3 separate regions of the Homo sapiens genome follow, and all the other regions are linked to region 1. A link is an interaction called in ENCODE POLR2A ChIA-PET data of the cell type or tissue named here. Cell type or tissue: CD4-positive, alpha-beta T cell. All regions are shown on one strand.

Region 1 (2,500 bases):
TTCTGGATGGACATGAATTTGGAGGTGACATTATTCAACACACTGTACCTTGAAAGGCTTTCAGCCTTTCTCTGCCTCAATCTCCACTCCCCTATTCGGTTTCCTAGATCACTTCCCAAATAAACTCCTTGCATTGAAATCTACATAGCAGGGCCTGCTACTAGGAGAACACGCCTAAGGCATGGCCTCCCCATGCTGAGCTGCACGGTCCTTCTCTCCATGCAGGTGAGGGCAGTAGCCCTTTCCTGTGAGGTTTTGTTGAGGGCAGAGGAGAGAATCCTGTTGTCTCACAGAGCAAAATATTCATTTCATGACTCCGGGAAGAGGGGTGCTTTGAGACTATACCCCAATATAATTTTTCTTTTCTTGTTTTTTTTTTTTTGTTTGTTTTTTTTTTTTTTTGAGACGGAGTCTTACTCTGTCGCCAGGCTGGAGTGCAGTGGTGTGATCTCGGCTAACTGCAACCTCTGCCTCCCAGGTTCAAGTGATTCTCCTGCCTCAGCCTCTTGAGTAGCTGGGACTACAGGCGCATGCCATCATACCCAGCTAATTTTTGTATTTTTAGTAGAGATGAGGTTGTTTCACCATGTTGGCCAGAATGGTGTTGATTTCTTGACCTCATGATCCGCCTGCCTTGGCCTCCCAAAGTGCTTTACAGGCGTGAGCCACCGCACCCGGCCATGATTTTTCTTAAATGTGAATGGGCTATTCAGGTGTCAGCAGTTTTTCAATGTCTCTTTGGGACAGATGTTGTTGGAAGGGGTGGATCTTTTTTTTTTTTTTTTCTGAGATGGAGTCTTGCTTTGTTGCCCAGACTGGAGTGCAGTGGTGCAATCTCGGCTCACTGCAACCTCCACCTCCTGTGTTCAAGCAATTCTCCTGCCTCGGCCTCCTGAGTAGCTGGGATTATAGGCATCCACCACCACGCCTGGATGATGTTTTTGTGTTTTTAGTAGAGATGAGATTTCACCACGTTGGCCAGGCTGGTCTCAAACTCCTGACCTCAGGTGATCCGCCTGCCTTGGCCTCCCAAAGTGCTGGGATTACAGGCGTGAGCCACCATGCCTGGCTGGGGGTGAATAATTTACGTGAGTTTTGATAAGGTAAAGGGAAAGCCAAGCTTCCTTTCTGAGATGGAGATTCATGAGGAAGTTTTGTGTAGAATTTATAGTGGACAGCACTGGGGCACTGAAGACTGAGCTCTCCAAGGGGGCCAGGCCTGGCCCCGGCAGAAAAGAGGAAGAGATGCTATAAGCCTGGATGCTGGGTGGGGGAAATATGGCCAAGGCAGGAATTTTGGAGAGCAGAGGCTGATCCCTGCAACACAGTGGCTGGGTGGACAAGGACAGCAGTTGGCAGAAAACCTGACTCCACGTGAAATTTATTGACTCATGTAACTACTCTAGATGAAACCAGAGATCTGACTTCCTCCAACCTCTGTTTGGGCCTCATTGGGAGGCTCTTCCAGTTCCAAGATGGCTGCCCAAGCTCAGCAGCCAGGCTCCCTCCTGCCATCAAGGGGTGGGGAGGCCATCTTGGGTCATGTGACCATGCAGACCAATCACTGTGGCCAAGGGAATGAGGATGCTGATTGGCTTGGGTCAAGTCACGGGATCCCAAGAGGTGGAGTCTGCTTCCTGAAACACCTTGACTTTCCAGAAATTCGGGGCTCAGCTGACACACACCCAGCCTCTAGCTCTTTCTCTCTTAGGTGATGATACCCATTGCTGTCCCCAAGCCTCCAGGGCACAGCCTTGTGTTTGCCCCACCCTGGCTAGACAGGGAGGGTTGAGTCCAGCCTGGGGCCAGTACTGGGCATCCGTCAACCAGGGTGGGAGGAGGCCCCAAGGGAGCAAGGACAGACGCGTGGAAGTGGGCAGGCTGCTGCCGTCAGGGACCCCGGGAACACTCACGTCCAAGGCAGCACTAAGGCCTGCACCTCCTGTGGCCCAGCTGGAAGGGGCCTTAGTACACAAGGGGTTCAAGGGCCATGGAGCCTGACAGCTGGGAGATGGCATGTAGCTGCTGTCCGACCACACAGTTGTCATCCTGGCTAAGCTGCAGCCTTCTGGAGGCTTGTGGGAGCCTCTGTCAGAGCTTCCCACCTAGGAGCAGGGCACCAAGCCCAGAAATCCACCAAGGCAGTGTGAGGAGAGCAGGGTAGGCCCTGGGGCTGGGCGGCCCAAGCGGCTGCTTTCCAGGATAGAATGTATAGAATGTGGGGTGCGGGCCTGGCTGCTCCCCGACGGCCTGCCCTGCCTCCCTTTTTGGCCCACCCAGACCTCCAGGTTTATCTAACAACCCTGGAACTGAGGGAGGAACCCTGGAGGTAGACTGGAGGTACACTGGAGCCCGTGGCTTCCAGTGGCTCCCTTTCCCCAACCTCAGTTTTCTCCCCAGTAAATGGAGAGGAATCCTTCACCCATAGTAACGATGTGAATGATGTTGTGGGCAGGGAGCAGCCTGGCCTCTTGTCGCAGCCAGCTGCTGCAGGGACCAC
Region 2 (2,500 bases), 110 kb after region 1:
TCATCAAAATTTAAAACTTTTGCTCTTCAGAAGACATTAAGAAAAAGAAAAGGCAAATTTGAAGATAATATTTGCAACACACGTGTCAGTCAAGGGATTTGTATATAGAATATATAAAGAACTCTTACTACTGAATTAAAAATGAGATAAGTTACCCAATTTAAAATAGGAAAAAGATTTGAACGGATATTTTACACAAGAATATATTATAATGGTAATAAACACATGCAAAGATGCTCAACATCATTAGTCCTTACACAGCCATAATTGGCCAAAACTAAAAAGATTCACCATCCCAAGCATAGGCAAGGGTGTGGAACAACTGGAACTCTCTTTTTTGTTTGTTTGTTTTTGAGACGGAGTCACGTTCTTGTTGCCTCGGCTGGAGTGCAATGGTGCAGTCTCGGCTCACTGCAACCTCCGCCTCCCAGGTTCAAGCGATTCTCCTGCCTCAGCTTCCCAGTTAGCTGGGATTACAGGTGCCCACCACCACACCTGGCTAATTTTTTTGTATTTTTAGTAGAGACAGGGTTTCACCATGTTGGCCAGGCTGGTCTCAAACTCTTGACTTCAGGTGATCTGCCCCGCTTGGCCTCCCAAAGTGCTGGGATTACAGGTGTGAGCATCCGCTCCCGGCAACAACGGGAACTCTCATACACTGCAGGTGGGAATATAAAATGGTACAACCACTTTGGAAAACTGGCAGTTTCTTAAAAAGTTAAGCATCTACTGCCATACAACCCAACCATTCCACTTCTAGGTATTTACCCAAAAGAAATGAAAAAATATATATCCACGTAAAAATTTGTATATGAAGCTTAATTTGTATGTATTAGCTTTATCTGTAATAGCTAAAATCTAGAAAATAACCCAACTATGTTCCATTTTTAAATTGGGTTATCGTACAGTGAACAGATACACAGATTGTGGGATTTCTGTGCAAAGGAATACTACTCAGCAATAAAAAGAAACCGCAATGTGCAATGAAATGGATGACTCTCAAGCTCATGGTGCTAAGTGACAGCAGCCAGACCAAAGAGTAGACATTGTATCATTCCATTCCTACAAAATACTGTAGTGTGCAAATTAATTTATCATAGAAAGCAGGTGATTGGTAGTCTGGGAATCAGGGTAAAGAGAGTAATGAATTGCCAAAGGACACAAAGAATCTTCCAGGGATGCTGGAAATGTTTATTATCTTGATTGTGGTAATGGTTTCATGGGCATAGACATATGTCCAAAAATAATAAAACTACATATTTTAATTATGTGCAGTTTATTGTACTTTAATTCAATAAAGTTATACCTAAAGAAGGAAGAAGTTCCAAAGAAGAGAAACTAAAGCTGCCTCTACCTACACTCCTGACGTATAGTTAAATGTATCTTAACATGTAATAACATGCAATGTAATAATACCTTGCATTATAGTTGATGTCCTTTGGGAGAGAGCCAGCCACAGAGAAATAGTAGGCTATGAAGGCCAAAATAGACATATCTACAGAAGAATATAGATGTCTACTTTAAAAAGCCCTGGTAGTTATCACTGGATTACTGTATCTATGATTGAGTGTCACATTAATGTACCATGAGCTGTTAGATATCAAAACTGTTCAGCAGAGCTTCTCTGAGACCTGAAAGGGGTTCCTTTAGAGTAAAAAACATTTTTTTAACTGAGTGTCAGAATTACTTGCAAGCAGAGTAAAGGATGAGAAGAGCTGCTTTAGTCTATGTTTTTAAAAATTAATAATGTCTTTTTTTAAATTAAAGGAAATGCTGGGAGACACGTAAGTGCTTCTGGGGTGCTGGTAATGTTTTCTTTCTTGCCCTAGGCTGTTGCTACATGATTGTCCTCTTGGTGATGACCTTTTGAGCAGTACATTACATTTTATGTGTGTGCGTGTGAATTTTTAAACTTTAGGATAAAAAAATCTTTTGCCCACAACTGCCTACATCCAAGGAATCATCCTTTCCTGCTCCTCCACACCTAATCTTTCTGATATCTTTTTTTTTTTTTTTTTGAGACGGAGTCTCACTCTGTCGCCCAGGCTGGAGTGCAGTGGCGACATCTCGGCTCACTGCAAGCTCCGCCTCCTGAGATGGTCTCCATCTCCTGACCTCGTGATCCGCCCACCGTGGACTCCCAAAGTGCTGGGATTACAGGCCTGAGCCACCGCGCCCAGCCTCTGATATCTAAAGGGTGACCAAGTCCTTTATTCTGTCTTTATAGTATTTCTCATATCTTTTCTCTCCATTCTCATAGACACCCCCTGCCCGCAAGGTCACATTCTCAATAACTCATGACCGAGATCCACATGGAAAGGAACAGGTGGTTCAAGGAGGAAGGGTGCTCTATGGCATGGAGTGGTTAGAGTTTGAGAAGGCTCCTGGAGGTCAGGCCTGCTCTGGGCTTTAAAAAACTGATGTCAACACTTTTCCAGCCATGACCTCTCCAATGCACGATTCCCTTTAACCTCGGGCACAAGGACACACCTTTCTGTTT
Region 3 (2,500 bases), 61 kb after region 1:
AAACAAGTCTCAACAAACACACAAAGACTGAAATTATACAAACTTTTTCTTTCTTTTTTTTCTTTTTTTTTTTTTTTTGGAGATGGAATCTCGCTCTGTCACCCAGGCTGGAGTGCAGTGGCGCGATATCAGGTCACTGCAAGCTCCGCCTCCCAGGTTCATGCCATTCTCTTGCCTCAGCCTCCCGAGTAGCTGGGACTACAGGTGCCCACCACCACGCCTGGCTAATTTTTTGTATTTTTAATAGAGACAGGTTTTCACCATGTTAGCCAGGATGGTCTCGATCTCCTGACCTCATGATCCGACTGCCTCGGCCTCCCAAAGTGCTGGGATTACAGGCGTGAGCCACCATGCCTGGCCCAAACCATCTTTTTCAATCACAATGGAATGAAACTAGAATTCAATAACACAATGAAAATCCACAGACATGTGCAAATTAAACAACACATTTTTTTTCTTTTTTCTTTTTTTTTTTTGAGATGGAGTCTTGCTCTGTCGCCCAGCCTAGAGCACAGTGGCGGGATCTAGGCTCACTGCAACCTCCACTTCCCCAGTTCAAGCAATTCTCCTGCCTCAGCCTCCCGAGTAGCTGGGATTACAAGTGCCCACCACCACGCCTGGCTAATTTTTGTATTTTTAGTAGAGACAGGGTTTCACCATGTTGGTCAGGCTAGTCTCAAACTCCTGACTCAGGCAATCCACCTGCCTCAGCCTCCCAAAGTGCTGGAATTACAGGAGTGAGCCACCGCACCTGGCCTAAACAACACATTCTTAAACAACCAATGGATAAAAGAAAAAAATGAAATCATCATACTTATGGAATGCAGTAAAAGCAGTGCTAAGAGGGAATTTTACAGCTATAAATACGTACATTAAAAAAAAAAAATCTTGAATCAACAACCTAACTCTGCACATCAAGAAACTCAAAAGAGAAGAGTAAACTGAAACTGAAGCTAGCAGGAGGAAGGAAGTAATAAAGATCAGACCTATAGAGATATCTATATACATTAGGTATCTGCAATAGAGAATAGAAAGACAATAGGAAAACCAACAACATGAAAAGTTGGTTTTTTGAAAAGAGCAAAAAAATTGACAAACATTTAGCTAGGTTAACTAAGAAAAAAGGAGGCTGGGAATGGTGACTCACACCTGTAATCCCAGCACTTGGGAGGCCAAGGCAGGTGAGTCACTTGAGGCCAGGAATTTGAGATCACCCTGGCCAAAACGGTGAAACTTCATCTCTACTAGAAATACAAAAATTAGCTGGGCGTGGTGGCACACGCCTGTAGTCTCAGCTACTCGGGAGGCTGGGGCGGGAGAATTGCTTGAACCCAGGAGGTGGAGGTTGCAGTTAGCACCACTATACTCCACCTTGGGCAACAGAGTGAGTGAGACTCCATCTAAAAAAAAAAAAAATCTATTCTATTGTCTAAATGTATAGATTTTTTTCTAAATGTTGTGATTTTTAAATAGACTGCCTCAAAAAAAAAAAGAGAGAGAGAGAAGACTCAACTAAAATGAAAGAGGGGACATTACAAGAGGTGCCACAGAAATAAAAAGACTAAAAGAGAATACTATGAACAGTAATGGGTAAATTCCTAGAAACACACAACCTGGGAAGACTGAATCATGAAGAAATAGAAAATTTGAAAGAGCAATAATGAGTATGCAGATTGAATTAGTAATAAAGATCCTCCAAACAAACAAATGTCCAGGACCAGATGGCTTCACTGATGGATTCTATAAACATTTTAAAAAGAAATAAAACCAATCCTCCTGAAATTCTTCCAAAACAATTGAAGAGGAGGGCATACTTCCAGCTCATTCAATAAGGCCAGCATTATCCTGATACCAAGGCCATATAAAGACGATACAGGAAAATAAAACTACGGGCCAATATCCCTGATGACTATTGATGCAAAAGACCTCAACAAAATACTAGGAAATGAAATTCAACAGTACATTGAAAGGATTAATCACCATGACCAAGTTTATTCCTGGAATGCAACTCTGGTTCAACATAACAAAAATCAATTAATGTAATACACCACATTAACAGAATGAGGGACAAAAGCCACATGATCATCTCAATTGATGCAGAAAAAGCATTTGAAAGGATTCAACATCCTTTCATGATAAAAAACACTCAACAAACTAGGAACAGAATGAAACTACCTCAATATAATAAAGCTCATATATGAGAAGCCCACAGCTAACATCATATTCAATGGTGAAAGACTAAAACTTTTCCTCTAAGATTAGAAATAAGACAAGGATGCCCACTCTCACCACTTCTATTCAATATAGTATGGGAAGTCCTAGCCAGAGCAATTAGGAGAGAAAAAGGAAGAAAAGTCATCCAAATTGGAAAGGAAAAAGTAAAATTAGTTCTGTTCACAGATGACATGATTTTATACTAAAAAATCCTTAAGATTCCATTAAAAACTGTTAGGACTAACGAACCAGTTCAGTAAGGTTACAGAATACAAAATGAACACAA

What was found. Peaks named below come from ENCODE experiments on the same cell type or tissue, not always from the same donor. Only the 100,000 strongest peaks of a DNase experiment are listed, where the experiment ranks them.
Region 2: POLR2A ChIA-PET joins it to region 1 with 9 read pairs; 3 of 35 experiments call an interaction of 5 or more read pairs at or near these places.
Region 3: POLR2A ChIA-PET joins it to region 1 with 5 read pairs; 8 of 35 experiments call an interaction of 5 or more read pairs at or near these places.

Annotation. Positions count from the first base shown.
Region 1 is chr9:93,040,332-93,042,831 of GRCh38, reverse strand. No RefSeq gene overlaps it. Among named protein-coding and RNA genes, the nearest start is that of SUSD3, 17 kb to the left of the region's middle. In CD4-positive, alpha-beta T cell, no CTCF peak of the experiment used is centred here; a DNase peak (open chromatin) is centred at 1,537; H3K27ac peaks cover 27 bases.
Region 2 is chr9:92,925,744-92,928,243 of GRCh38, reverse strand. No RefSeq gene overlaps it. Among named protein-coding and RNA genes, the nearest start is that of FGD3, 21 kb to the left of the region's middle. In CD4-positive, alpha-beta T cell, no CTCF peak of the experiment used is centred here; no DNase peak of the experiment used is centred here.
Region 3 is chr9:92,978,947-92,981,446 of GRCh38, reverse strand. All of the region lies in intron 3 of FGD3 (FYVE, RhoGEF and PH domain containing 3), which reads right to left. Among named protein-coding and RNA genes, the nearest start is that of FGD3, 33 kb to the right of the region's middle. In CD4-positive, alpha-beta T cell, no CTCF peak of the experiment used is centred here; a DNase peak (open chromatin) is centred at 1,176; H3K27ac peaks cover 563 bases.